Linked DNA regions of Mus musculus: region 1 is linked to region 2. Evidence: chromatin loops called from intact Hi-C (ENCODE). Cell type or tissue: heart. All regions are shown on one strand. Links, peaks and the distances in the headings refer to the core of each region. The heading gives the core; the rest is flanking DNA.

Region 1 (16,684 bases), core at 3,481-11,480, 180 kb before region 2:
AGTTCATTGTTTTGCTACTGAAACAAAATATGCCTTCATAAGCAGACTACTTTATAAAGAGAAGTTATTTTAAATTTGAAGCAGGATACTTTATATGGGAAAGAGGTTTATTTTGGCCATAGTTATAACCAAAATAGAAGGTCTGGGGCCCTCATCTATGACTGTTTCCTTGCTGATCCTTGCTGATGGAATACCAATACAGTCCAGAATATCGCATGATAGCAGTGTGTACACATCTGTGCATATCTGGTCTCTGTTTCTCCTTTTATAAAGCAGTAGGATTCATAGTCAGGCCCCACCCATGACCTTATCATTCCTAACAACTTTCTGCAGGTCCCACCTCTGCAAATAATGGATTGAATCACCACCCTCTTAATTCTTCACTGCCCCAAACCGTGAAGGCCACTCAAATCATACTTTCGCACAGCAGCTAAACTGCTGAGGTCTGTTGTGGATTTGGTTTAATGCTTGCATTATGGGTTCCCAAATTGCTCAAGAATGCCTCATATAAGATGCAGTGGGTCCCTGTCCCCCCAGTTGGTTCTACTTAGTAAATAAAGTTGCCGGCCACCAATGGCTGGGCAGGGAGACAGAGATGGGACTTTAGATTTCCCGGGCAAGGAAACCCAAGGAAGAAGAAGGATTTAGTACCGCCATGCCAGGGAAGCAGAAGGATCGGGCTTGAGATCTGTAGAAGAGAGAGTGTACAATCATGTAAGAGCTGAGAAGAGAGGCCCCAGGGGGCCCCTCTTCACCCAACTGAGTCTAGGGTAGCAAAGATGGAATATAGATTTTAGTAAGTAATAATTCAGGAGTATTAAAGAGGAGGCGTTCGCAATGTGGAAGTTTGGAAGTGGTCCAGCCATTGAGCTGATTAAGGCATATTAGATATAAGGCTGTGTGTGTGTGTGTGTGTGTGTGTGTGTGTGTGTTTGTGTGTGTGCTTCATTCAAGAATCCAGAGCATTGGGGCAGATATCGAGGAACCCCCTGCCACCACAGGGATATTAGAGCAGACTAATCAACTACAGCAGCAGAGGTCCTCATAGCCACACACTGCTGGGTTCAAAGCTGCCTCCCCTCTGCTTACTAAGACTGGGCAAGCGAGTGGCCAGGGAGACTAGCAGGGTGCTGATACGAGTCTTAGAGTCCTAAACCTGTGAGTGCCCTGCCCTGTGACTGGTGCCTGGTCATAGCAGAACCCTCACGTTTCCCACATATCTGTATCTTTTGACTGTTCTGGGAATAAATATGACTGTAGAGATCTCAGACATAAGCACAGACAAGAGAGGTTGCCTGGTCCTCGGCTTTTCTCTCTCTTGTCTTCTCTTCTCTCCTCTTGCCTACTAAAAGGTCAATACCACTGCCCTCCCTCTCCCCATCCATTACCACCTTGCCCTCTAACAGCCAGAACAGAGTGGGTCTAGGCTCTTCCAGCCACAGATGCCAAGACAAAGGCACTGCGGGGTCACTGGCTGTCCCCTCCCTCAGTAGATAGATCTGTCCCTGTGGAGATCCTTCACCACCTCCCAGCCCCAGAAGGTTGAGCAGTTCACAGCCAAGGGCCAGCTGCTCTGAGGCCACCACATAGTGCAGGGTCAGCTGTTTCCAGGACTTCCTGGCTCCCTTCCTAAGTGGCAGAGGGTGAGGGGCACATGTAGGGAAATGAAGGCCAGCCCAATCATCTCCCTGTGGCAAATATGGCAACCTTGGGATTGCTAGGGTACTGAGTACCTTCCTCAACTCAACAGATCCAAGATGGTTAAGATCCATCCAAGAAAACCCCAAATAGTTAGTAGCAAAGCACGCACTGGCCTCCCTGTTTTCTTGGTCCTCTAGTTGAAAAGAAGAAAATCTTCTGAAAACACAAGTTAGAGCTTATTTATTCACTTCCTTGTTCTGTGTTATTTCCTGCTCCAGTGCCCTTGTCACCCAAGAAGTATCTTCTGATGCCCCACAGTCCCATATTTAAACTCTTGGGAAGGAACAGTAAACCAGTAACCCATCTGTCTGTCTGTCTGTCTGTCTGTCTCCGTCTCTTTCTCATGTGTGTGTGTGTGTGTGTGTGTGTGTGTGTGTGTGTGTGTTTGTGTGAATATGGCTGGAGATCAACACTTCTTGAGAAACATGAAAACTTTCTAGAGAATCCCTAAAGGAGAGGCAACAAAACCCCGAGACTTCCCCACCTCCCCATCTCTCAAGGTTCTTCTACAAGCTACTCAGAGGCCAGCACTTATCTCTGGGTGCTGTGAGACCATGTCCTTCTGTCTGTAAAGAATCAATCAGCACTACTCTAGGATCCACAAAACAAATTCCCCGGACAGACCCTGGAACAGCACACCCCTCCTGCACATGCTGACTCAGACCCCTTCCTCCTGCCACATCTGTGGCTTCTGTCAACTTCCGCCCTCACTATCCACACCACTGAGACCTCAGCTCAGTGCCCAGCTGCACCTATTTGCTTGCCAAACCTCTTCTTCTGCCATTGCTACTGAACAGGCCGCAAACCATCCATGGCCCTGCAGAGTCCTCAGCCTTCCTCGGATTCTTTTTCCCCTAAGTGACTCCAGTGTCTCCTGGCCACTCCCGCTGCCCGAGCACACATGGCCACTCTGACACTCAATGCCTGGCATTGTAGCTGCAGCCTATCTGCCTGTGTCTTTCTACAGCCCTGCGCCCTGCGGCTTCTGTGACGCACGGTGGCAGTTGCTGAAATTCTAGAGCAAGCTTATCTTCTTCATAGCAGAATCCACTGATAATAACATTAAAGAGAAGAGAGGCGGAGCCATTTTCAGACTCAGGGGCCAAGCCGATGTTTCTGAGAACATCATTGGATTCTACCCAAAGGATAGAGTGTTTCAACTTGATTTTTTAAATTAAGCAGTAGCCTTTAAAACTATCAAGTCCCACTGTTGTCTATTGACACAAGTCACATGCAGGTTAAATATCACTGAAACCAACAGCCCTTGAATTTGGGTGAGTGTCCTATACCTGGTGGTCTAAAGCTGTTGCTTAAAGCTAGTGCCTGAGAGTAGTCAAGGTTTCATTAGTGCTAACTTTCCTCGGGGAAACTCTAAGAACATTTCTACCAGCTGTTGGGTTTTATTTCCTGTTTATCTGTATTGTTCTACACTGTGTATGGTGGCATCATCTTCGTCTCCAGGAAAAGTGATGACACAGCATTTAAGTACAATTGTGAAACAGATGGACTGAGGCCATGATATCTCAAAGGGGAGGAGAGGGGAAGAGCCTCTTCTCTACGCTTATGGTTCCTGAAACCAGTCCTTGTGGCCCACTCACAATCATAAGGAGGAAGGGAAGGTGTGAGGGTCTCTGGGAGCCTCCTCTGCCCAGCTACATGAGCCCAGCGCTCCCTGCTGATCCGATCTCCTGGTTCCCAGGAAGCATGGCAGCTGCCATTTCCACCCAGCCCTGCTGCTTACCGCTTCTATACCCTGAGACAAGTCTGGACACCGTTTATGTCTTTTGGGGATAATACTTCCCCGAGGGCTGCAGCGTGCATCACAAACCTCGCAGTGGTTCATATGCTGGAGGTTTACGGCAGACATCTTTACTTCTGGAAGGAGGTGGGCTGAGAGGCATGTGTACGCAGAACACGAGCCCTTTGTGAGTTTACGGATGTTTCATGAACTGGAAAACATCTGCACAGAGAGATAGGCAGTTTCCATTATTATTCATAATGTACAAATGGTACAGTTTTGGAAACAAAAACTGAATAAACTGTTGGACTTAGCATTTGGAAGGAAGGGGGCCCAGGTAGTTAATAGATGAGCCTACGCTCTTAGACTATGGCGCAGGCTTACCCTCACACGTGTACATGTGTGCAACAGGTGAGTGCTTGAGTGCACACACACCATCCCAAACCTGTGCAGCTTCACTGTTTGAGCCCTCACTGACCCCGGACACTGCTCACACTTTACCTCTGATGAGTGGGACTGCAGGTCATGGAGACAGAGGGATGCTTTGCTTTTTATACTGCTCGATCTCCATCTTTGGTTCTTCCCACACCTGATAAGAACTAACAAAAAAAGGCTCTGTCCTCATCGGTAGGATTGTACTTCAGAACCAAAGTTTTAACTTTTCATAGAACTGAAACCTCCTTGGCTGTCCCCTGCATTTGGGGACAATTGTTTATCCAGTGCCCTGGCTGCTGCGGATCTTTCCAATTTGCTTTGGAAGGGAGCCTGGACTTCCTGATTTCCCCCAATCCAGCTCTCAGCTGGGCAACCACAGCAACCACACCCCTTCCTGTGGCTTCCAGTGAACCCTCCTAGTAGGAGAGAAGTGGAGAGGGGGGAAGAGGAGGGGTGGCGTGTTGGGCCCCTGCAGTGGACAACAGTGTCTGATGAAAACAATGTCACTTTACACACAGCTATGGCTGGCTAGATGTAATAACAGAGGCCTGGGAAAGGCGAAAACATGAAGAGATGGTAAGGGCAGTTGGCTCAAAACCTGGGATAGCACTCAGGAGGGCAGGCAGGCAGGCAGGCAGGCAGGCAGGAGAGACTGGGGGAGTCCGGTAGAGCCCCTTGGAGGAAGAGGAGGTAAAAGCTCAGGCTTTAGCTCCCCAGTGGTATCACCTCTTTTCTTCTAGGATTCAGAGGGTCTAAGGGTCCGATTCCACAGTGCAGTGGACCCACGAGGGCCTGGGAGCTGCTTCTGCCTGGCTTGAAGTGGCCACACACGCAGGCTAGCTCTGTCTGGCAGCCAGCTTTAATCAAGTTCCTGCAGAAACACAGGCATACTGTTAGGCATTACTCCCTCAGAGCCAGAGGAGGAGCAAGGCAGGCTGAGGAGGAGCCAGGCAGGCTGGCCTGCTCCTGGGTGTGTACCCACTTAGAGATGTCCCTTTAATTTCTCAAAAACACTTCTTGACAGCTCCTCACTGTGCCCCAGCTTGCAAGAGGAGCCCAATGCTGTTAATAGACCAGCATGGTGGGGGGTGGGGGCAGCTGGAGCTGTCTGTCCGACTTGCTGGGGAGCATTAATTAACCATCAACTATTCTGTCTCCAGAGCCTTCAGCACTAGGCATCTCTGGGTACCATTTCTGACTCTATAGAGTCATTCCCATGGCACTCTCACATGCCAAAGAGCCCCCCGGCCCGGCCCCCGCAACCAGTCCCCAGAGAAGGTTCTCTTAGCGTATTGCTCAGCAAACAAGCAACCCAAGCAAGGCTTTCTTCTCCAGCCACCTTTGGGGTGTTATCAGGGCTAGGCTCAGATAGGACTCTGTGAATGTTTGCATTTTGGAAAGTGCTCGCCCTTGTTAAGGAAGAAGCAATGAATGAGAAGTGTTTCTTTGTCCTCATTCAGTGTAGGCAAGCATAAAGCAGGCTCTGAAATGTTATCTGTTCAAAATTCAGGTGGCTAAATATTAACCAAGAGCGTGATTGGTATTCCCTATTAGCACAGTGTCTACCAAGTGTCAGGAGCAAGCTATTGTGCTCAGGCAGGCCCTTGGGAGGAAGCCTGCCTCCAGCAAGAACAGGCGTCCCAGCTTTCAAATAGAAGTGAGAGTGCCCTGAGATGCCAAACTCCCCTTACCCTGCTCCTGATAGACCTTTGAGGTAGCTATTCCATTCTATGCTCACCACAATCCCTAGTGTCTAGCTACATCTCTAAGCATACAAGCCCCCTTGCACGGTGGGGTAAAGAGTATTTACCTGGCATGCCCTTGCTGAAATGTTTCTATTACAGTGTGAGGCTCCCTTCTGGGTTATGGATAGCACAAACGTTTCATCTGGGAAGTCAATTGCAACTGGATTGCTGGGGCTGCTGGGAGCTTTGTCATGATAGCCAAAGTTTGAAGGGTTTCAGATATGTGCTGGTGCTGCGGGGAGGCTATTTTATATACATGTCAGGAATCTTGTTGATAGGGAATATGACCTCTTCCGGGACGCCTGCAAGACTTCCACCCACCAAAACAAATCAGCTTTTCCCTCTCTGTGTTCCCTGGCCATCTAACCTTGTATCAAGATGATTTGTTTTGACTTAACTCCTCCTTTGCTGCCCTCTGGGTCCCTCTGGGTCCCCCTGAGTCCCTCTGGGTGGGACGGTGTCTTTTTCATGTGCATTCTCCTTAGGATGCTCCACGTTAGTGCCCAGCTGTGATGGTTAATCTTCATTGTCAACTCAACTGGGTTGGTTTGGAGTTACCTAGAAGACACACCTCTGGGAGACACACATCTGAGGATGTCTAGAGAGGTTTAGCTGGGGAAGATCTGCTCTGGGTGTAAGTGACTCCATACATGGGCTAGGGTAGTTACACTGAATCCACAGAAGAATCACAGGAAATTCAACTGAGTACCAGCATCCAGCCATGTCCCCCTGCTGCCTGACTAGACACAATATGACCAGCCACCTCCCACTCCTGCCACCACTACTCCCTGACTTGATAGATTCTCTCCTCAAACCATGAGCCAAAATAAGGCCATACTTTAGTTTCTTCTGTCACAACAAGAAATATAATTAATACGCCAAGGCAGGTGGTGGAACTAGATCTCATTTCTGGGGAGCACAGCTATGGGCAGACTCCTCTGGGATGCTCTTCAGGCCCTCCCTGCTGCCACTGCACTCCTATTGGGTAGATGTTGCTTCATATCAGGGGTGGGAGCCATTGGGGTCTGGGGTATCTCTCGGGAGTGGGAATGGATGGGCTGCCAGGTAAAGCACAGACACCCAGTTAAGTAGCTATTAGTGCAAGCATGCCCCAACTGTTAAATGGGGGCATACACTAAAAACAAGTGCTATTTATGTAAAATTCAAATTCATGGAAGTATCTTGCATCCTTCATTTGCTAAATCTGGCAATACTGGATGAGGATGCTAAGCTACTAGAACCACCTCTCCAGACTCTCAGCCCTATTCCTCTCATGCAGCTCCTGTGTCGTCATGGAGGAACAGCTTGGAAAAGTGGAAGAATTGCCAGTTCAGCCAAGCTGGCCCCTGGGTAGTTGTCCTCACTTCCTCTCCTAGTGTTTCCACGAAGCCCATCGATATCCCACTATCTGGTTCCTGTAGGCCTGGCCAGCCTTGAAAGCCAGCCCCAGTGAGATCGAGTCAGGGAGGACCGGCCGGGCAATGACACTTTAGAAAGCCCCTGGTAGGCATTTTAGAGTGCTCAGGGCCAAAGCTGAGTCGCCCAGCCTTACACAACAGTGCTTTGCACAGTGCTCGGATAGAGTAGAAGCTCAATAAATACTTACTATCTGCACAGAGGACCTGGTGCTGCTGGACCTTCTCCACCCGTGGTTGTGCTTACCTCCTCCGCAGTGATAAAAATGTGTCAAATCAGTTGGCATAGAGCCGTTTCCTTTCCAGGAGCCAAAGCTCACTCCCACTGGGCAGAGTGCCCAAGTGCATTAGGCTGATTTGGATTTAAAATCAATTAACACATCCTCGGGGAACTTGGCTGCCATAAAAGCAAGATAAAACTGCATCTTCTTAAGTTAATTTATTTCCATTTAAAGGGTAATTAATATGTTTTCGTTGACGTGAGCATAGAGAGCTCACGGACCAGTGACACTGGCAGAGAAGCTGGCCAGGCAGTCTCGAGGCTGCAGCAGGAGGGCCTGAGCCACGCCTGTGTCACTCACCTGCCTCTCTCGTCCCTCTCCTCTCAGACTCCCTCGGCACCTGTCTGCTCTCCGTTTTTCTCCATCTCCTTCTCTACCAAGGAAACTGAATGGTAGTCTGCTCCTGGACTTTGACTTGGAAGTTTGACCAAAGCAGATGGTCCTGATAATGAACTTCTCCAGCTGAAAGACCTGCCTACAGAACAGTAGGAATTATGAATGAACTTAATCTGGGCCTGTTTGGGGGGTAGTGGGGAGATAGGTCAGGCAGAGCTACTGGGCCTTGGGGACAGTGATGAGAGTGTCACAGGGACTATCGGGAATGACCCCCAGCTCACTGGCCTGGGGATCTGGAGAGGGGAGGACACTAATCAGTATTTACTTGCAAACAATGAACTCCCAATACTAGATATCACAGAAGAAAAGGAGCTTACCTGTTGTGTAATCATTAGATCTCACTAGGTCAATGGGGAAGCTGGAAAAAGCAAACTTGGGAACCAAGAGAGGCTGGAATAAGGTCACTCCACACAGCCAGAAGGGCGTGGGAGTAGTAGTAGTGTATACCTTTGATCCCAGCCATCAGGAGACAGAGACAGGTAGAGCTCTGTGACTTTGAGGCAAACTGTAGTAAGAATTATATATTCTATCTATCCCGTATATAAGATATCCTGGTATTTATTTAAAATTTGTAAGCCTAGATTGGGCAGGTTTGGAGCTATTCTAATTTTCATCCCAGCCATATGTCCCTTGCCACTTGCTCTTTCTCCTGGTCACATGCTCATGGCCCATCTCATCTCATGGCTGCCTCTTCCTCTCTTTGTCTTCTCTTGTCTCCTTTCTCCTCACTGTTCTCTCCTGAGACACGCCCCCCTCAATCCTCAAGTCCCGCCTTTCTCTCTCTCTACTGCCCAATCATAGGCTTTAGTCTTTTATTGACCAATTAACCTGAAGAGCAAGGTTTGCACAACAAAAACTGGAGTATATGAGAATTTGCTTGCTCGTCTTGGGGTAACCAGCTCTTGGGGTACAGAATTTAGCATTTGAATACATAGAAGCACTTGACCAACCCTAAGCGCTAGCCTGTTCTACACGCGATTACCCTGCTTCCCACTTCAAAAGGACAGCCATGTCGCCTAACCTCCACTGCTGTACGAACACTCTCTAGAGTTTGCCCCATGCCCAGGATCTGAAGTCCAGAGGGTATGGTCTGAATTCTCATACCACGCCATATGCATATTCCCCAGGCATTTGGGGGAAGATGTGGAAATATCTGGCCCCCATCAGACTAAGACTAGATCAGATGCTAGGGAGGGCAGGGAGGATCCTTATGGTGGCATTGAAGTAGAGAGCGAGGAAAGCAGGGCAGGTTTGCATGGAACATGAATTCCATCCTGGTCAGACTGAGTATGAAACACAGGCATTTGGTAGAGCTAGGAGAGTCGATAACAACCGAGGGGCCCTTTGAAGAGGTTAAAGCCCACTGTATCACATCCTGCCTAGATACTGGTGTCGTTCTGCTCCATCCTTGCATTCTTCGTTCTTTAAAGCATCATATCTTGCGAGACGCCCAGGACAAGAAGGCTTCTTTAGGAGAAGCCTTAGTGGGACCCTCTCTCCTAGAAATCCAAATATCTGCCACATTTCTGACCAATTGATGTGAATAGGGGAGTAAGACAAGTTAAGCCGGCAATGGCCAGGACATGAGGCCAATGGTGACTAAAGCTGATAGAGAAAAGGCAAGAAGAATCACCCCTCTGCTTAGGGCTCTATAGGTTTAATTATTTGATGCTTCTGAGACAGGAGCACATCTGGGGTATGGCAGGGTCTCTGCATTAAGAAGTTTCTGGGCTCTAAAGAGACTTAAGGATCGCATAAACACTACAGCTTCATTTCACTACCCTAGGGCCCCAAGGCTCAGAAGGTCACAGAGACAACTTACAGGCTCCCTGATTGTGGAACAAGTGACAACCTTTCACCCACACCTCAGCCCATCCCGCTTGCTCTGCTGACCACCTGAGAGGAAGGGAGACTCCTGTAGGATGCAGCTGGGCGGACCACCTCCTTTTCCCCTGGAGGTAGTGACGTCCATCATTTCTAGGAGACAGTGTTACTGCTATTGTTAAATGCTGGCAATAGATTCTGGATTATTCTCTCCTGGAAGCTGGTCATGAGTCACCATAGCACATCTTTAGGAAGTAGCTGGCTGGTTTCCCAAAACCAAGACCTGGTTCACTCTGCACTGTGTACTGGAGTCTGCTGGCTGCCCTTGTTAGAAGTGGAGGAAGCAGTTTTGACATTTATGAGAGAACAGACGCCCAGTCTCGAGTGCTCAGTCCACCCAAAGCAGTCGATATGTGATGACCTCACCCTGAGATAGGAGGGTTCCAAGAGAGACTATGAAAAGCATCTATCTGTTCAGCTATACTTCTTCATATCTCCCCACCCCCACCCCCATATTGTTTAGGAGGTGGCCACTGAGTGAGCCCTTGAAGGTAACTGGGTCTCTCTATTCTCACTGGCAGGAAGAGAGCAAGACATCCCTGGGAAGAGGTATGTTCATTGATTCATGAACTTCAGGAGTCCAGTTCTATAGCTGTGGTCAACAGCCTACATGCTGCGTGTAGCTGTACAAGAAGGATATTCCCACAAAGTGATGGGGGATGGACAGCAACCCCAGCAACTCCAGTCAAAGAGCAAGGGTGAGCATCAATGTTGATACAGAGTCCAGCAGTGAGCAGATCGATGAGGAAGGATAAAGATCAAGTGACCATGTCGGCTCTATCCACAGTGTTTGTCGACTGTGTCATATGGGAAGGAAAGGGCATGGTGGCTCCGCTCATGCTCTCCCCGCCCCTTCTATTGAACTTTAAATGTCCCCAAAACCCTATGAAAAGAGCTTAGTTGCCAAGGTGTGGTGATCTGGGGAGGTGTTGATGCCTTTAGGAGGTGGAGCCTGGTGGATGAAGTTAGGGCTATGGGAGCATTTCTCCAAAGGGTTCTGTGACCTCTGCCCTCTCCTCATTGCCTGGCCAACGAGAAGGAAACAGGTTTCCTCTGCCATATACTTCTGCCATGCCATTCTGTCTCATCATAGGTCTTAAGCAATCAGGGCAATGACCATGGGCTGTGTGCCTCAGGAACTGTGAGCCAAAAGAACCCTTTCTTCCCTTTAACTTGATTTATCCAAGGCATTTATTACAGTGACAAGAAGCTGGTTACATACTCATTTACCCCTGTCCACTGTATGGCCATGTTCCTATTCCAGTCATATGGTCTACTAGGAGTTCAAAACTCTCTTAGGTGTTCTCAGAGTCCTCTCTCCCCCTCTCACAAGTTCGCTATTTCCTGTGTGTCTTATCTCTCTGTGTCCTTCTGTATTCACAGCTTAGAGATATTCTTTGCAAAGAGGACTTCTTGGCCCTTCAAGGACTCCCAACCCAACACATTCCATCCAAATAACTAGTATTAAGAAAAGGCTTGCCTTCTCCTGGCCCCTTTGTCTAGGCTTGTTTGGGTGACAGGAGAGCTTTGGAGACTCATAGAACAGAAAGACATTATCAGAACAAAGAGTGGGCAGAAATCCCAAGGTGGAAGTTGAGAGCTCCTACAGTGGAAGGACAGACAGATCAAAATAGAAGTGGACAGGAGTACTTTCCAGGCTCAGAGTGAGGCCAAGAGACCAGGTCTGAGTGGCTGCTGCCGGGATGGGAGAAACACATTCAGCCTTCTTCATCTTTTCAAGGACTTGTGAGAAAGGCATCGCCGTTACCTTCTTCTTACAAGTGAGTAAGCTTGAGGCACAAAGTGTTTAGGTAGCTTACCCACAGCTACCCATCTAATCAGTGGTCAGGCCAGGCTTTGAACCTACTCAACCCTCAATGTCTGCCATCATGTAGCAGGACACCTAATTTAAAACATCTGTTCACCTAGTTTCTTTGGCCCATCATACATCAACCCTGGATCGGGTATTTTCTGCCAAACCTGGCACATTATACGAAACGTTTTTTGTTGTTGTTGTTGTTGTTTCTCTCTCTTTCTCTCTCTCTTAGGGAATAATTTATGGCCTTGGAATTCAATTAATGGTGTTCAGAATCATCTTCAGAGAAGAAATCTCATCAAAAGGATAATCTCAAAACAATAGTAAAACTGATACAAGCAATTAACAGTTGTATCATCCATTCTAATTACTGATGAAATTCTATTCCATCTCTTTCCCTTTTCTGCTTTATTATCTAAGCTCTAGGATTGAACTGAATGGAGGAAATATGATAGAATCTTGTCTGATGGAAAGGCAGATGCAGAACAATGAAATAAATACCTACAGAAAAGTAACCTTCAGGCCCAACTGAGTGCGAGTCACGTGCTTGTTCATCATCGGCACAGATATTAAACGCATTCTTCTTGAACCTATTTGCATGACCTGAAGGGACCATAAATCAGCAGGTCTGCATACTTTTTGAGAAACGAATGCATTCCGGCCTAGGAATGTGGCTTGGACTTTGGCAGCACAAGGAGCTGGGATGCTTTCACTTGCAAACAATGGAGGACCCCTGGCTTGAGTTGGCTCAGAAACAATCCATATATCACCATCCATAACCGGAGTTAACAGCAAGGCAAAGCCCAAGATCATTCCAGTCCGAGGCTCGATAAAGTCATCAGGAAATCACGGTTTTTCATTCTTTTCCTTGGCTGTTGCATTTCTGTTGGGAACCTAAGAGCGCCTGCCAGATGGCTGCCACAGGCCTGGGCAGGACATTCAAAAACAACAGTATCCAGGGCACCAACAGATGTCTCTTTTCTTATGCTTGACTCTTTCTTTAGAAGCAAGAAAACTTGGTCCAGACTCCTGGCAAGGGTTGGGGTGTTGCTCAGTGGTTGAGTTTACATATGGGGTTTTAGAACCTAATGCGCGCGCGCACACACACACACACACACACACACACACACACACACACACACACACACACACAAGCAGTCAGTCCTCTGTTTGAATTTGAGTCATTCTCTTGTTCCTAAAGCAATTGGTGATGAGTCCAATCCTGCTGCTGGAGAACCAGTGCCCTGACCCCAACAGACAGCCACCAGACTTTTCCCAGTTGTGTTTCTGAGTACGATTTCTTCATCCAAACAGCAAACCTTTAATATTTGGTGGAAATGGAGATCTTTAAAAAGACCCAAACCTGAGATTTTTGTAATAAGCTCATTCCCTGTTTTTCCTGATAATAAATTGTCTCTGTCACCTCAAAGGTCACCTTGCTTGCCATAAAAATAACAGTTTATAAAGATTGTGAAATATGGCCTTGCTAACCAAATGTTATTCTAAATGCAACAGAGCAGATTGCTACTTTGAAGGGTTTGTTGAAATATTTTGAAATGAAATATGATCAGGACATCAGGTTAAAATGATGTGTTGAATATATGTATTAATCTTCTCTCCATCTCAAAATATTACTTAAAAATGAAAAAGAAATACAAGGGCTGGAGAGATGGCTCAGCCGTTAAGAATACTTATTGTTCTTGCAGAGGACCTGGGGTGGGCTCCCAGCTCTCTCTCATGGTGACTCACAATCAGTGGTAACCTTAGCTCCAGAGACTCCAATGTCTTCTTCTGGTCTCAGAGGGTGCATGCCCATGGTTCACTGACATTCATTCAGGCAAAACATCCACACACGGAAAGTAAACAAATCTTTACAAATAACAAACAGAAAGAAATTAAAGGCATAGTGGCATAAGGACAAAGAGTGGGAGCAGAGACATCAACAGCACTCCAGAGGTGGGAAAGCAGATAGAATAGTGGTGGGCAACGCTGAAAAAGCTGAGCTTGAAGACGGTCACTGGAGAAACCAAGGGTAGCCTGGCTTTATACTGAAGGATGCTCAGGGTACTCAGGATAACGAAGACTTGGCAACACTAGATATCTCTGCAGGTGTAGAAGGGAAGTGAGGGGATGGGGTAAAAGTTGTATGATAAATGGATGGACCTCAGCTTGGTCCCTAGCTCCACACAGCAGTACTGCCTTCTGCTGAAGACTAAAGGCTGAGCCCCAATACCTAAGAGAAGCAAGTCTGCAGTGTAGGAACAGCAGGGAGGTGAAGGGCAGAGCACAGCAACACTGAAAGCTGGCAAAGCACAGGTTGGATTTACTGACTTTTTTTTCACCCAGCTCCTTGAGTTCAGGAACGCCCAAAGGGATATCATTGAAGCAGGAGATGAACAGTGCTCTCCGAGGCAATGGAACAGCCGAAGAGGAAATATGAGAACATGTTGCTGCTATCTGAGTGCTCCAGCCAAGTGGCCTTGTGACAGAAAACACCAGTGATGAAGGCCTCATTTCCTGAGCGTCTAGTTAACTGTTCTTTTCTGCTGAGGTGAACTCATACCATAGGCTGGAAAGATTACTTAAAAACAAAACAAAGCAAGACTGCTGAGCTCATGGATCCAGAGGCTGGCATTTCCGTGAGCACGGCACTGGTATGAAGTGAGGGCTTTCTTGTTTGTCAACACGTCCGAAGCTTGAGGAATGTGTGCAAGCCACAGCAATGGTTAGGGACCCTCTTTTCTAGATACACTGAGAGCTAAGGATCACCAGGCAGTGATGACAGCCTCTAGTGCCACCGTCCACAACAAGGAGAAGGGAAGGAGGAGTATGGAAGAGACAAGTAGAAAACTGTCCTTAGTCTCCTCATAGGAACTGTGAAGCAGAACCAAGGAGCCCATAAAACAGGATCAAAACCCTGTGATTTATGACCTTGACAGCGGAAATGAAAGACTCAACCGAAGGATTAGAAAGCTAAGGGAAAGAAACCTGTTGGATAAGAGAGCCAAAAAGCAGAAACGAAAAGGAAATGTGTGTGTGTGTGTGTGTGTGTAAGTGTGTGTACAAATATATATATAAATATATATATTCTAAAATTTTTTTTTGAGACAGGGTTTTACTATATATGTATCCCTGGCCTGGAGCTCACTATGTAGACCAGGCTGACCTCAAACTTCCTGCCTCCTCCTCCCAAGTGCTAGGATGAAAGGTACACATACCACACCCGGCTAAAAAATATCCATATTTGTATAAAGCTAGAGATCAAGCTGTGAGACCAACTGCCCAGACAATAGGAGTTTCAGAAAGAAGACAGAATGAAGAAATCATCAAACGAAATTGATCAATACAAATATCTAGACCATTGGTGTGGCGGTTAATATGCTTGGTCCAGGGAGTGGCACTATTAGAAAGTGTGTCTTTGTTGGAGTAGGTGTGTCACTGTGAGCATTGGCTTTAAGACCCTCATTCTAGCTGCCTGGAAGCAAGGCTTCACTTAGCAACCTTCAAATGAAGATGTAAAACTCTCAGCTCTTCCTGCACCATGCCTGCCTGGATGCTGCCATGCTCATGCCTTGATGATAGTGGACTGAACCTCCAAACCTGTAAGCCAGCCCCAATTAAATGTTGTCCCCTTCTAAGAGTTGCCTTGGTCATGGTGTCTCTTCACAGCAATGAAACCCTAACTAAGACAACTGGTCTCCATTAAAATACCCATGAAAATGAATCAAACCAGGCTTGTGCCAGGCACATGGCTGTGGAATTTCAGAACAGGAACAGAGAAAAACCTACAATTTTGGAAGATGGAGTATTGTCATGGTTAGTTTGCTAATAAGTAACTTAGATAGCTGAAGTGTTAATTAGATTTCTATTGCTGTGATAAACACCAAGACCCAGAGCAACTTGGGAAGGAAAAGTTTATTTGACTTACATATCCTGGGTCACAGTCAGTTACTGATGGAAGCTAAGGCAGGAACTCAAGCTGGGCAGGAACCCAAGGCAGGAACTGAAGCAGAGGCCACAGGAGACCCAACTTACTGACTTGCTTCTTGTGTTTAGGTTCAGCTCCTGTCCTTGCTCCTCCCAGGACCACTCACCTAGGAAGGCACCGCCCACATGGACTGGGCTTTCCCATATCAATCACTAAGAAAATGCTCTCAGGCTTACTTATAGGTCAATCTGATAGAGGCATTCTTTTCGTCTGAGATTCTTTTCCCAAGTTATGTCTAGGTTGTGTCAAGTTGACAAAACTTGCTGGCACATTGACAAAGCAGTAGTTTTGTAGCCATGATGTTGTTTCTCAAGGCTGGTGAGTGAGTGGGGAGGTTGACCTGGGGATGTCTGCTCTCAGGTGTGGGTGGGTTCCATCAACTAGCTGGGTCCAAGGAGGTAAAGGGGGCAAAAAAACCAAACCAAACCAAAAACAAAAACAAAAGAAGGAAATAACTTCTGCTCTTTTACACTGGGATATTAGAATCGCAGCTTCTCCGCCACTTAAATATTTTCTTTAAGCTAAATGAGTTGTAGAATATAAAAGGTAAAATCCAATTAATTTTTCTGTACATTTAACCTCAAAAATTTCAAATTTAGAGGCTGGAGCTATATCTTAGGAGTTAAAACTACTTGGTCCTACAGAGGTCCAGGTTGGATTCCCAGCTCTCACATGGTGGCTTACAACCATCTCTAACTCCTGTTCCAAGGGATCTAAGGCTCTCTTCTGGCCTTTGTGAGGACAAGGCACATATGTTACATATACATACATGCAGACAAACACTCATACAAATAAAAAGACTAATTTTTAAAATTCCAAATTTACAAAGAAATGCCTATATATAGGATACAAGGTCAAACTTGCTCCATGGAATAAACTTTAATTTTTGACATCTATCATGTAAGAATTTCACCTATCATAGATATTAGAATAAAGTCTAGACTTTAATCATGATTGGAATTCTAATTCCATTTATGAACATATTTTTATTTTATCTTTCCAAACAAGAGTCTTTGAAAAGTGTCAGAGGTAGGCTATTTTCTTCATTCAGTACACACAAGTGTGAATTATTCCCAATGTATTGAAATGTTGAAGAAGAAAAAATAATTCAATGATCTTGAGTTCTTTATCAGTGTATATTGGTGAACAGTAGAACATTTTTATAAAGATTGTTGCATTGACTGCAATTAAAGATTGTCTTGGTCAGACATGATGACATGCATTTTAATGCCAGCATTTGAGAAACTGATGAAGAAAGATAATCAATATATAGTGAGTATAAACC
Region 2 (14,646 bases), core at 1-8,000:
GCCGAGAGGTCGTGACTAGGAAGCAGCATGCTATCTTCAAAGTCTGTTGGGCCACTGCCAGAGACACACAGGCCTGGCCACACACTGCCACACTGTACATCCTCTGGCTAATCAATTCACAGTGCAGAAATAACAATGGGCCCCACAGTGCCTTCATTAACCTCCTAGATCACATGGGAAAACACAGACTGATGAGCACCTCAGGGAACCGAGCAAAACATCCCCTGCTGCAAAGCCTGCCTGGCCCTTGGGTCATTTTTCTTTTCTCTTTTTGAGAAATGTATACAATTTCTATGTGCTTTAGGTAAACATTTAAAAACATTAATTAGTCCCAGAGACACTTTGTATACTATAGATTTAGTGTAATCTGAGTAAAGTATGGTGGTTAGAAATGAATCTCTGATTATCATGTTTCCTGAACAGAAATGAGAACAGCTGGCCCTGTACTAAGATAAATATATGAAATTGGAACACATCAGAAAGTATGTCCTGCATGCCTTATTTTTTCAACAGTTAGCAAAGAATTGATTTTTAAATTGTATGTGTTTAATGTTTACAGTGTGATGATTTATATATACATAAATGGTTAACAAAGATAAACAAATTAATTTTATGTGTTCATTTTTATTATGTGCGCACATGCGTGTGAACGCATATGCATGTAGAATATCTAATCTATACTCTTTATAGCAAAAACCCTTAATCTAACAGCGCTATTGCCTTCAACCCCCTTGGTGTCCATCAGATCTGAGACTTCCCCAGCCCTACATTTTCTTCCTACCCTGACCTCTATGGCCGTAGCTATCACCTTGCCTCCAGAATCATCTCTGTGTAGTAAACACCTAGCTTTTGCCTTTGAGATCCCGTGTACAAGCGAGATCAAGCTGTCTTCCTCCTGTGCCTGGGTTATACCACTTAGTAGAAGGCCCTCAGCTCACACACGTTGTGGCCATGGCAGAATATCCTCCTTATTACAGGGTGAAGGATCTTCCAGTGTACGTTTATCACATTTTCTGTATCCACACATCCACCCGTGGACACTCTGTATCTGGCCACAGTTGTCACTGCTGCAGTGAACGCGGACTGCACTGCAGGTTTCCTTACAGCACAGACTGCCTTCCTTTGCGCACGCACACGCGGGAGCACTTCTGCTTTCCATATTGACTCTGTAAGTCTACAGCCCCAACAGCAATGGACAAGGATTTTCTTTTCTCCACGCCTTACCCACGTTTCTCTCTTCTTTTTGATAACAATGTGACTGAGGCGGAAGACTTTCCAACTGTCTGGATTTTAAGCATCTGTAGACTGAAATGATCCCACTGGACAGGCTGCCTGATGGGAGGCAGGCATGGGGCAATGCTGTGGGAGCTAGGGAGAAGAGGGGGGCACAAGCCCTACGTGGGAAGGATATCAGACTGGGATACCAGGCTGGGCCTAGCCGCCACACTAAGTGGTTTTATTTGGGAGTAAAGGGAAGTGCAGAAACATTGTCACACCCAGGAGCCAGTATTGATAGTTTCTGGATCCTTCCGAGTTGCATAGGCCGACTCCTACAAGCTCAGAATCCAGGAGAGACCTAAGTAAGCTAAGACAAGAACTAAATTTAAAACAGCAACAACGATGCTTTTTGCCTTTTAGAATTATTGATTATTCTTGTGCTTCTCCCTTGACTCAAGGGGAAGAGGAAGAGGCCACATTTTGTGTGACCTTTAAAATCTATCACACAGCCAGCCAGAGAGGACTGTGGCTCAGGACTTGGGCAACTGAAACAAAAAAGTGGAAGAAACAGTAACATTCTCTCACGCAAGCAGTACAAATGGCGTCTTTGTACAGCACGGAATGAACCTGTCCAGGCTCCCCAAGAAGACAGGAGCTGACCCCAGACTACCTCGATTCTGGTGGCTGGACAGGCCTAACGTGCATGTACCTAAGGGTCCTACTCAGCCATGTGATCATATGTTCTAAATACTCACTGATCAAGTGAACCAAGACTAATATCCCTGCAAATTTACCTCCCACTGGTATTTACTTTCATACGTTAGTACATATATAACTATAGTATGCCAACTAGTCCCCTTTCTCAATGCTACGGCAAGTAACTGACAAGAAAGTACTTAAGGAAGGCTATTTGGTCACAGTCTGAAGTAGAGCCCGCAATGAGGAGGAAGGACTGAGCCCAGCATGAGCTGTGGCAGCAGGAGCATGGAGCTCTCACACACCAGAGGGGCAGAGAGCAGAGAGCGATGATCCTGACACCTGACCCATTCACATCTTTTTTCCTCTACCTATTCAGTCGGATCCATAGACCAGCACTGCACACACTCCCTAACCCTCCCTGGATGCCTTTACAGGGGCTGTTTCCTAACCTAACCAAGGTGAAAATGGCAAGCAAGCATCACAGACAACCAGAGTCAGACTGAGTAAAGGCTCATGGTGAATGAAGATAGGAGCCTAGGACCATGGACTTAGCAGGACCACTCTGGGTGCCTGGTGCCATTGAGCTGACCTCGAGGGACCATGGTGTGTGAGTGGGATGCAGGGATAGGAGGCCAGGGGCCACAAGAGAGAAATGAGACTTCAGAAACAGAACTAGAGAAGTCACAGACAGGATGCAGCAACTCAATAGTAAGGTGTTACATGGCGCCCACAGTGGAGTCGCTCAGTTACCTCAAACAAATGTCTGTACACATCAGAGAGAGCAGGTGACATAAAAGCATCGGATCTTTACTTAACACCTTTAAAGTGTTAATGACGAAAGTGGCTCAGTATATTCTTTATGTAAAAAGAAGCAGGAAAGCTGGGCAGTGGTGGAGCACACCTTTAATCCCAGCACTTGAGAGGCAGAGGCAGGCGGATTTCTGAGTTCGAGGTCAGCCTGGTCTACAGAGTGAGTTCCAGGACAGCCAGGGCTACACAGAGAAACCCTGTCTCAAAAACCAAAAAGAAGAAGAAGGAGGGGGGGGGAGGAGGAGGGGGAGGAGGGGGAGGAGGAAGAGGAGGAGGAGGAGAAGGAGGGGGAGGAGGAGGAGAAATGCCTTTCCACGTCACACTAGGTCTGCTCTGGTTAGCAAGGACTACTTCTGCAGGGCCTGATTTGTGGGGAAACAGCTGGACAGAAACCAGAGTCTACACAGCAATGAACTGCAGACCTACTTCAGTTGGGGTCCGCAGGATGCACGTACACTATCTAGACCGGCACCCCTGGGGTCATCCTGCTGAGACTTACAGTGTCCCCAGCATCTTGGGCTCACCTTTCCTTTATTCCTGATGCTTGTCACAGCCTTTAAGGACTTGCTGCCTCCCATTTCCTGGCTTTCCTTTATGGTGACAGTGTCCTTTTAGAGGTAGTATTTATATGCTCCTACAAGGCTTCTGATTAATGCCAGGCAGTGTTTCCCTGCTTGTAGCCTTTAGTGTCGGTTGGAACCACACAGGTACTGATTCTAGTGCGGGTAAGGACTGCTTTAAGCTAAATATGAGTTCTTTACATCCAGTATCTCACTTGTCATTATTAGATAAAGTGACAGAAAATAACCATGAGTTACTTTAATCACTGATAACTCCACAAGGCTTTTGTGGAGACCAAAAGGACCGTCATTTGTTATCTACTAGTGTTCTTTATAGAGGGAGAACTGTGATTTACTGTGCACTCCTTCCCCTTCGCCTCTCCCAGGCGATTAACCATCTCCAGTTGGCTGTGCCTCAGAGTGGCATCCAGGTCTGTAGGCTGAACATTTACAGAGCACAGCCAATCAGCCTGGGGTGGGGGAGGAGCCCATAGAAGGTCTGCTAACAACTCAGTGCAACTCAGGTGTGACCCCTGCTGGCAGTGAGTGCTACTGCAGTCCTGCTGTACATAGCACAGGAAGGTTAGGGAGGGTCAGGGAGGGCTGTCCAGGAAGCTAGGGCAGGGTAGGTGAGAGCAGCAACCCAGTTTTAACTTGAAGCCTCATTTGTTTCCCCACTGCTCAGCTACCTCCAAATCAGGACCCAAGTGTGTGCCCCCATCCTGAGCCCCCAAGAGAGGGATCCTCCCCCATTTACTCTCCTGGGTCAGGTTAGAACCTCCAGGCTCTCCCCTGGAAGGATAGGGAGAATGGCAAGGAGATGCTCAGAGAGCCCTGGTCAACCAGCCACAGACCAAAGATAAACTGCTCCTGGCTGGTAATAAAATTAGAGACTCCTTAGGGTCCTTTTCTGTTGGTAACAGGATTAGGAAATAAATCCCCAACACATGGGGCATCTGCCCCGTGCCTTGCGGAAGACAGCGCTCGGTTCTGTTTGCCTAGTGCAGCCTTCACTTTGCAGCTTCCCTGTGGCAAGGCGGCATGCTGTCTCCTCCCAACTTTCAGAGGGAAGGAAGGGCTGTGGGCTCTAGGGTATACTTAACAAGGACTGTCAGGACTAAACCTCACCAGTCTTTCTGAGCCTCCCACTTCAAACTGACCAGCAAGGCTTCATAATCTCATATCCTCACGAGACAGGCATGGTGAGAACACCACCTCAGTTTTTAAATGGGAGAATTTAAACCCTGATATGAAACATTGCCAAACTCATTTTCCACAGTGGGGCTCCCTTGTCCAGTGGGTGCTAGCCAGTGCTGGGATGAGGGAGCAGGGGTTGGGGGGAGAGGTTCTGTGTACAGCAAATAAGACTAATGCTATATAGCTTTATACAGTTGAATCACATCAACTTTAATACACGTTGAAAATGGTCCTGCCCAAGGAAGACAGTTCTAAGGGCGCTCTGCACACCACTCTCCACGATGAGTCTCACTCCTCACTCCACAGATCAGACACCACAGTCAAGATCCTGGAGACCCACAGAGGCAGCCCTGGAGAGCCACAAATACAAGTGCAATCATAGGCCTCTCCTGTCAGTTCATTTCCCTTCGCTAAATGCAATCATGTACCGAAAACAGTTCTGCAGAGATGCTAGCCAGAAATGCACAAATTACATGTATAAAAATATACAACCAGATATACCCAAGTGTTTGGAATTAGGCACAACTGGCGCCTTTCTCAAGCACATCCAACTAACTGCTAACTCTCTCCCCCTCATTTGCCATTTAGTAAAATATTTCTTTGTTTAAAGAACTATATCTGTTTGTAAAACATATTCAAAGTGAAACTCAATCTATTCTTCCAGTTCTCTCTTTCTTACATCTGTCCCTGATAAATATCTCTGCGTATGTGCCTACAGGAGACACACACGCACGCGAATGCGCACACACACACACACACACACACACACACACACACACACACACACACGAAACATGCTGTGCTTCACCCTAGGGAAGCAAAGCCAGGATTTCTTTCTATAACAACTGTTAAAGCACTCCTGAGTGATACGAAGGCTGTGGCACAGCAAGCCTGGCACGGTGACGAGCCTCATCTGCAGTACACTCTTCACCACAGCCCCAAAGTATATTTCCAAAATACTGACCAGGCAATGAAGTCTTAACTAAAAATGGCCAGATCTAGAATTAGAAAACACCCTGTCTGGCGATTCTCCTAATCTGTCTCTGCACTATAGCAGATGCCACCATGTTGTAGATCTACACTCCTGGACAGCAGCCCCATTCAAAAGGCCTGTGCTCGCTCTCACCTGCCGGATGCTCTCCATGCCAGGAGCAGGGGGATCCGTATTCACTCCCTAGGGCTGCTGGACCAAAGTGCAACCTGCTGGATGGTTTAAACAACAGGAATTCCTCGGCCTACAGCTCAGGCTCCTGAGATCCTGCCCAGGCCTCTGGCTATGTCTGGTGGCTAACTGATGATCTTGGCCCTTTCTTTATTTGATGGAGGCAAAGCCCCGATTTCTGCCTTCACTTCCACGTGGCATTCCCCTGTTCTGAGTGCCTGCTGTAATTTCTTCTTTCTATAAGGGCAACAGTTGTATTGGATCACAATCTGCTCTACTGAGCTCACCTCAGCTAAGGACATGGGCAATGATTCTCTCCCCCAGTAAAGTCTGAAGTAGGACATCAACATAGAAGCCACTGGGAGATAAGGGGGCCAGGATGGGAGAGAGAGGAAGAGAGAGAAATGGAAGGAGGGAGAGACAGGCTGGGACTTAACCAACTTTTGGCTGGGCTTCCATGAATCCCACCAGCTAGTCTAGTTCTCTTGGGGTAGATGTTTGATGGCATCAGCATTTCCTAAGAAGGGGTGCACCTGTCATGGAGACTGGATTTCAGGGAAGAGACATAGTAGTAGTGGCCACTCAGGATATTCCTGCATCATTCCCTCCTCATACGTACACCACTTTGGCTGCCAACTTCATAATGATACATTTTTCTCAAAGAAACCTGCTGTCTTCAGGCTGGTGAGGCTGACAGACAAGGCTAATACATGCTGTCCCCAGAGAGCAGGGGAGCTATATTATCTCAGTTACCACAGAATAGAATTCTCCAAAATACACACTCAATTTAAAGTAGAAGTGAAATGGCCTGACGCTGCTTCCTGAGGGGAAATGTGTAAATATGGCTACTATTTACCCGCCTACTTGCGTAGTTTTTGTTCAAACAGAGCGTGCCTGCTGCATACGCAGAGAAACTGTTGAGACTGGCTGGAGATACCCTCGGAACTGATATCTTGCCCGCTGTACTCGGCACTACAGTTGCTGCGTATGTGCTGTGCAAATGCCTCGGTGCCGAGACTAATCCATAATCAGTACCAGCTCAGCCAATGTGAGCGTGGAGTCATTGTGTCTTAAAGCCGACAAGACCATTTCTCACTGAGCAGAGGATGGCAGCAAGGCTCAAAGGTATCTAGGTACAGCCTGGCAAAAGCCTTGTGTGATCCGTGGAACACTGGGTCAACACGGGCTGAGGCTAACTGGATGCCCCAGACTCCTGGACCATCAGCCCACATCAACCCACACTCCTGAGCAAGACAGAGGCAGTCCATGACGCCCACCCACTTGCCAGGAACATGCACACATGAACACAGGCATGCACCTCTCGGCTCCATTAAGCAGAGCATGAGTTTTGGAGTCTGATCTAACATCCTGGAAAAGGGACTGGTCCCTTTTGAGCCTTGCTTCCTGTATGATGGGAACACATCTGGGGGTTGCTGAGAAAGAGCTCTCAGGTGCCCTCACGCAGGGTCTGGCCAAAGTTGGTTCTTGGTCCATGGGACTTCCTGATATTTTCTCTTGCCATAGTAAGGGTAGAATCTTCCCGAGAGAACCTCTGTCTGACTAGACACACAGGATCTAAACAGAGGTGAATTTACAGCTGGGGCTCTGACAACCCCACTTCTTTCTCCACTTCTGACAAGTCTGTAAGAAGTCGATGTAATTTCTCCTGGAATAGCTGGTCTGCTAAGGGACATTAACACTTGCTATGTGCTGAGACTTGTTCAGAGGTTCTTACACATTTTAATTTTCAATTTTTCTACAAGAGGGTATCATCCTGACTCCTACCTGACCGATGTGGAAACTGAAGTACAAAGACAGCCTGTCAAAGCCTCAGCATTACGTGGCAGTGGAGAATGGATTCAAGGGCAGGCTGTGAAGCCCCAGCACCCATGTCTTACCCCCAGCGCTGATGCTGTGTTTGTGAAGCCTCTCTCTCTCTCTCTCTCTCTCTCTCTCTCTCTCTCTCTCTCTCTCTCTCTCTCTCTCTCTCTCACTGATTTGGCCACACACACGTACTTACCTTTTATTTAACTTTCTGCTTCACTTTCTAATCATTTACTGAACAAACTACAGACCTAGAGTTTCCTTGGAAGGAACACTACACTATGTCCCCAAGACTCAATGACAAGGCAGGCAGGGACCCAACGATGACTATGCACACTCGAAGAGGACTGTAGGCAGCCCTGACTGTATCCTGAGCTGCTGTGAAAGGCAGCCAAGAGCCAGTAAGGAGCCTTAGCGGCCAGAATAGCACAAGCAAAGATAGTAACATGACCACTGGGCACAGCCTGAGGAGCAGCGAGTCTTTGTCCAACTTGGCTCCAGACTGCAGAGTCGGCGCCAGGCCATGAGGCCTCGAGAGCCAGGCCCAAGGGAGTGAAATTCCACGAACACTCCAAGAGTCAATTAACAGAGTGAGATAAAAATCTGCTGGGGAACCATCTCTGCATTCCGTTCTGTAAGGGTGGCGACTTATCCTGAAAGCTCACCCAGTCCAAACCTCTCAAGGGAAGCTTTATAGTGTGCCACCTTCTGCCGGTAGACCCAAGAATACAGCCAGCCAGACTGGCTCTCCCTAAAACCAGAGCCACGTTTGTGCACCCATGATGGAGGGAGGGTCTGAGGTCCCAAGGATGACCTCTGCCTGGAGAGCTGGGAAAAGATTCCTGCACCTCCTGACGCCAGACTCAAGTTCTCTTCATATCCTGCATGTCATAAGGCTCACAGATGTGGGGCATCTGTTCTGCACACAGTGCTGGCTGGGATCTGAGGAAAAGAAGAGGATGGGGCACTCAGCAGTGAGCACTCTGGATGGGGCACTCAGCAATGAGCACTCTGGATGGGGCACTCAGCAATGAGCACTCTGGATGGGGCACTCAGCAATGAGCACTCAGGATGGGGCACTCAAAACCAATTCTTGCCCCAGGCTCTACTCCCCGACCCAGACTGCTGACTAGGAATTCTCTAGCACCTGATATGCATTTATCTCCCAAAGCCTATGTGTTACACACCCATGTCAGAAGCAAGAAATGTGTGTGTTAGTTACCATGCCGGAAGAACTTTGCATGCTCCATAATGAAGATGAGAACTAGACACAAGTTTCAATGAGCTCAAATGTCACAGATCCTTAAGACAGAGCGGCATAGAACCTCCGATCTGTCACTACCCAAGCTATAGATCTGTATCTTGACTACACATTCTTGACTACACACCTGGCCCAGAGGCTTCTTCTCACCCTAGGAATGCTGGGAAAGAAAGAGAAAAGACACAGCAGGTGATCTGCGGACAAACAACTCAAGCAGCAGATAGTCTTAGGAAAGGATGCAGAGATTCACTGGAGTCAGGCAACTGGAAATCTACAGAGCAATGAGGTGTTACTGCCCACACATCAGGCCAGCACAACCAGACAATGACAGCCGAGCTCGAGTGGGCAGGAAAGAGGTGGTTGTATAGACTGCTAATATAAAGGAAAATTATTATGGTCTATGGGATGAACAATCTGGAAACACCTATCAAAATTATAAATCTACCTACCCTTCAGCTCAATATTCTATGGAATCTACCCCTGGGAAATAAAAACAGTAATTCACAAAGACACACAAGCACATTTATAAATAATGGCATTACTTATACATTAAATAAAAAACCAGAAGCAAAGTGAATGCCCACGGAAATAAGAATGACTGAATAAAATATAGACTACCTTACTATAGAATAAATAAGAATGAAATATGAGGTGTGCCTGCTCACTCCGGAGATGTTTCATGAAGTATCGATGAGCCAGCAAGGCAACTCTCAGGGACAGTGAGTGATTAATGTGACTCCAGCTGAGTTACTTTAAAGGAGCTTGCACGAGTGCGTTGTGTGTTTTTAAATGATTGGCTGTAGATGGTAAATAATTCTTATAATGAGTTATGTGGATGGGAAGAAGGGAAGGGGCTTCCAGACAACAGGAGACGAAGGCATCTGCTCCCCAGCCCCTCACACTCCACGAAGGCAGTTGCTCTTTGCCAACTGCTTCCACTGTCTGCAAGGTTCTCCTGATTCCAGACATGAGATGTCATCCCTCCTATGTTCTCTCCTCTCACATGAGCATCTGGAAGGAAGAGCCACAGCCCTGACAGCGCAGATGTCCTCAGTCAGCACTTCCAACAGCAACCACTGTACCCCTACGCCAGCAGCATCTGCACGTGGAAGCCAAAGCAGCAAACACAGGGGTCCCTGACTTCTCCCACTCTGAGGTTTCTGCTGGACCCAGTTCTCACGGGCAGCCACTGTTACAGGCCATAGGGAAAAGCACTAATTAGAGGCTTCAGTGTATAAGGATGGCCACCCAGGGCCACAGTACTCAGGGAGATGCTCTCTAGCCTCTGTGCCCCTGTCTCCTAAGAGTGACACTGGAAACTGTGGGGAGGAGTTTCCTCTGATCTGACAACTCATCTATTTTCTGGAAACTGTGTCCTCAAGAGAGTTCCTTCTCTCACTGCTGAACTCTCTCCTCAGGAACCTACTTTCAGGGAATGCTTGCAAGGCGCTCTCGCTCTCCCTCCCCGCCTCCCCGAACAGGCACAGCGATTCTACTACCTCGGCTTTCTCATCTTAGCTCAACAGCACTATTCTTCCCACAGGCAGATGCTGGGTACCTCCTCCAGGGCAGCTGCTCCTTCTTAGAGAAATAGCCATTTGGACAGGATGCAGGCACACTCCTCAAGGAACACTCATGCCACCCCCAAAAGTGTGCAGGAGTCATGGGATTGTGTGGAGTGGGCAAGGACAGTCCTAAAGGCCTGTCTGAAACCTCAATGGAAAAGCCCATCCTTTGAAGAAAGCTGACTACCCCCCAACTGCTGTCACAGACCATGGATGGATACAGCTGCATCCAGCCAGGACTCCCTCCCACCCTTCTCTGGCACCAAGGACCAAGGCTGTTTTCATCCCCAACACAGATCTTCCTGGAGAAATAATGCTTTATGGTCCATGCTACACCACACCACCACTGAGTCTGCACAGCCATGACTCATAGGAAAGACACAAGGAGGAACGGCCTGATGCAAGCGTGCTGGCCCCCAGAAGACAGGCAGAAGGCAGCTCCTTTACAACCACTGCTGAGGCGCTGCAGGCCAGCACCCAGGACTGGGCAGGCGAGCACCTTCACAGACTGGCCTAGGCCTTCAGGGCTACACCCCGGAGGCTGGAAAGGGAGTTGGGAACCTCAGTGACTTAAGCCCATTCAGCAGGCAAGAGGCTGGGCATGGAGACTTTCCTAGACAAGGATGACAGTGGGTCCCTGGTGGTGGAGATGAGGCGTCCAGTCTCAGTCCCCTCACTGCAGTGCCATCTGAGGAGTTGTAGCTCTTCTTCAAGGCGTTGCTGGCAGGCCCACAATGCCAGTTCCCACCTTGCAGTCTCAGTTGTTTTGATAAAACAGAGACAACACCTATGTAATAAGAGAGACAAACTATCCAGCAAGGAGAGCCACATCATCACTAGTGGAACCATAGGATTCTCTGTAAATATGATCTCATTATTTCTGCTGAACACAGGCAATTAGAGGTGTTCTGTGAGAGCCGGGTGGCTGGGTTGCTGGCATCAAACAGCCGGGACTGGACGATGGCACTGACTTCCTTCTAGTGAGATGAAAGGAGGGAGCTGGGAACCGGGTGAGGATTGAAGGCACTGAGATCCAAGGCAGCTCCCAGCCCCCTCTCCCGGGTAGGTGCCAGGCACCGGACACAAGCAGCGTCTCCAGCCACCACGGAGCAGAGCCCATGAGCAGACCTCAAAGGGCTGCTTCATCCTCACTACCCTAGAACACTGCTGAGTCTAGCGAATGCCTCTTTTGTTCCGCGCAGCACAGAACTCACAAACACTTTTAAACTCTCCTGTGTTTTCCTAGCTGTTTGTTCTTTTCTCAGAGGTCCTCAGAGCACTGGAAGCTTCCAAGAACAATAGCTAGGGAGCCTGCTCTGCAGTTGCAACAACAAGGCAAGGGCCCCAGCTGAAGGAGAAAAGACGGGAGGGGTCATTGGCTGGCCAGCAGGCTGCTTAGGGACAACTGTGGCAGCAGGCTCTGTCCCTGGCTCTCAGACCCTCAGGGTGGGAAGTTCCTGCTGCGCCTGCAGGATTCCTGCCGGAGGACTGGGGCGCTGGCAGCTTCTCTAGGCTCATGTTCCAGTCAACACTCACATGGTCGGTCTCTCTTCTTTCAGAAAGTGAAAAGTTTAGATTTCTAAGGCAAACATCAAGGCCCCAAGGACAGAATGATCCGCTCATGGGAGGACTGAACCATGACCAGCGAAGGTCAGTCCCATACTCCCGGGGAGGGGAGCCCCAACATCTGCCCTCTCTGCTGCTTCAGGGCCTCTACCAGCCTGAGACAAGCTTGATACAGAGTCTTGGCCCTGCCTGGAGTCCTGGCTCTACCTTATCAGGGACTTGGGCTGGTCTTAGGAGGGTGTATGTATAACCCATGTCTTTATTTTCTCATCAGGAAAATGGGGCAATGTTAATATCAATTCTGTACTAGCTGTGAAGAAGTGCACCTACATAGGAAGTGCTGAGCATGGACACCTAGCAATGTTACATATGCTATAGGCATCTGTGGCGCTCCGACCACTATCCCAACAGTGTTTCTCCTAATGGGCCTGGGTCCACAAGCAGTGCCCATGGAAGAAGCCCTTGATACCTACTGCCTTAGGCTCACTCCCTTCAGGATGCTCTGGATCCCCTTGTCAAGGCTCCGGGTGCTGAGGGGCAGGATGGGGCCAGCTCCGAGCAGCTCTTGTGACTGGAGAGAGTGGAGGTCAAGGCGTGCCTGGCACAGCCCGCACATGTCCCTCACTGTGCCCCATGGACTCACTTCTCTGACCTGCAGTCACACTACCTGCTCCTGCTCTGCCACTGCTCCTGGGTAAGTGTCTGAGCAGCTTTGTGGCAGGTGCTGGAGGCTGGGTCACAGTTTGATGGCTGTGAATTATTCTTCCAGAGCTCTGAGCCTCTCCTTTGGGGGGCTAAAGGCCTAGAGACCACACCATTCCCAGCTCAGACCACCTGTGCCTCTTGTATGTGTTTGTTTATTTATTTTAGTATGCATGTAGTATGAGAATGGCGGATCTCAGATCAGTGACTAGCCGCAGACTGTCCCATGCTTGGCACTCTGTAACATAACAGGGATGAAGGCTACAGAGGGATGAGAAGGGTTGGTTTCTCCAATCCTTCTCTAAAGACCATGCTCGATTCCACAGGAAGATCTGGAGAATTTGAAGAGGCAACTGCCAGTACCAAACCCCACAAAGTTGCCCAGAAAAGCTTAAGGAGGAAGTCTTTATCTTACATGACTGACGACTGACAGGGTGTAAGGAACCTGACTAGACGCCTCATGAGCATGCTAACCTGGGCAGACACGCTCCCCGGCATCATGGCACCAGGGAAATAAGAACAGTTGGTGTCAGAGGCAGGATCTGGGGCTGAGTCAGGAGCTCAGCATCTCCCTAGCTCTACAAAAGACCATGGAGGAGGAGGAGGAGGAGGAGGAGGAGGAGGAGGAGGAGGAGGAGGAGGAGGAGGAGGAGGAGGAGGAGGAGAAGGAGGAGGAAGAGGAGGAGGAGGAGGAGGAGGAGGAGAAGGAGGAGAAGGAGGAGGAAGAGGAGGAGGAGGAGGAGGAGGAGGAGGAGGAGAAGGAGGAGGAAGAGGAAGAGGAGGAGGAGGAGGAGGAGGAGGAGGAGGAGGGAGACCTTGACTCTATCTTCTCACTCTCGATCAATGAGAAAGGAGCTGGGGAGCTGGGGAGATGGCTCAGCAGGTAAGAGCACCCGACTGCTTTTCCGAAGGTCCCGAGTTCAAATCCCAGCAACCACATGGTGGCTTACAACCATCCCTAACGAGATCTGACTCCCTCTTCTGGTGTGTCTGAAGACAGCTACAGTGTACTTACATATAATAAATAAATAAATCTTAAAAAAAAAAAAAAGAAAGAAAAAGGAGCTGGGCTGGCTGCTGGGCTGGAAGCTGTCTACATTCTCATTTAGAGGTGACAGTCCATCATTCTACTGGATGGGACTGAGGACCAGATCCAGTCAGCTCGAACAAGTTCCACCAAAATATGTGAGACAAACTGTAAAAGCCTTTCTTCTTCCCGAGTGCTGAACAATGCTAAAGGTAAGGAAAGAATAGATCCCCGCTGCTCAGTACACAAGCCTCTACTCTCTAGAGCAAAAGCTGCCTGACACTTGCCAGTGGCACCCACTCCCCAGGACTGCCTCAGCTGAAGGTAGACATTGCCTCTTCAACCACAAACAGGTCACTGGCTGACCCGCCCTCCAAACCCACCACCTTCCAAGGGGGCTAATGCAATTAGAGTGGGACTGGTCTATATCAGTCATTCCTCTTCCAACTGCTGAGGTTTAGGGGATTCTGGGAGAGCATGAGGTACCACTACTGCTGGAATCATTAGCATCTCTGTAACAGAGAACTCTCTGTGACTCCTCTGGAGGCAGATGAAGATGAGTGAGCGCAGAGGCGTAAGGGCTGTCTGTGTCTGAAGACACTCGTCAGCTGAATTATTAATGGACTCGCAGCACTGCTCAAGTTTCCGGTGACAGGTGGCTTGGTGAGCTGATAGTTCTGAGACCAATTAAGCATGATACTAGATTTCAAGGCAGGGCTGCAAACCATGTCTTAAAACACCAGAACCCACGGCAGGAAGCCCACAGCCTGCCTTTCTGGACACTGGCATGCTCACTGCTGGAGAGTAAGGCTTCTAGGTGCTGGTTGCTGGCCTGGATGTAACCAAGAGCACACAAATCAGATAGTCCTTCAAAAGCCTGTGGCTCTTTGACTCCACAGGTCCTAGAGCCTTAAATGTCATGGGACAGAAGGGATCTGTGTCTAAAAAAAAAAAAAAAAAAAGAAAAAGAAAAATTCAATGCATTAGCTACCTTTATGTTACTGTGATAAAACGCATGCCCAAAAGCAACTGTGGAAGAAAGAGTGTTTTGGTTC

What was found. A loop is a pair of places that touch in the nucleus more often than their neighbours do. Peaks named below come from ENCODE experiments on the same cell type or tissue, not always from the same donor. Only the 100,000 strongest peaks of a DNase experiment are listed, where the experiment ranks them.
Region 1: it touches region 2 in a loop (3-fold over the local background); 4 of 42 quality-filtered maps call a loop at or near these places.

Annotation. Positions count from the first base shown.
Region 1 is chr16:30,785,970-30,802,653 of GRCm38, forward strand. Gm33502 (a long non-coding RNA gene) reads left to right here and starts at 7,453. Exons shown (of 3, transcript XR_384806.2): 1 at 7,453-7,800; 2 at 10,117-10,293; 3 at 11,832-12,844. In heart, for the core only: a CTCF peak has its summit at 4,795; DNase peaks (open chromatin) are centred at 4,262, 4,802, 7,122, 9,752 and 1 weaker place; H3K4me3 peaks cover 1,100 bases; H3K27ac peaks cover 3,524 bases.
Region 2 is chr16:30,973,628-30,988,273 of GRCm38, forward strand. All of the region lies in intron 3 of Xxylt1 (xyloside xylosyltransferase 1), which reads right to left. It overlaps Gm15742 (a long non-coding RNA gene), which reads right to left and starts at 2,844. Exons shown (of 2, transcript XR_384807.2): 1 at 1-2,844. In heart, for the core only: no CTCF peak of the experiment used is centred there; DNase peaks (open chromatin) are centred at 1,114, 3,784, 4,261 and 7,904; H3K4me3 peaks cover 375 bases; H3K27ac peaks cover 2,158 bases.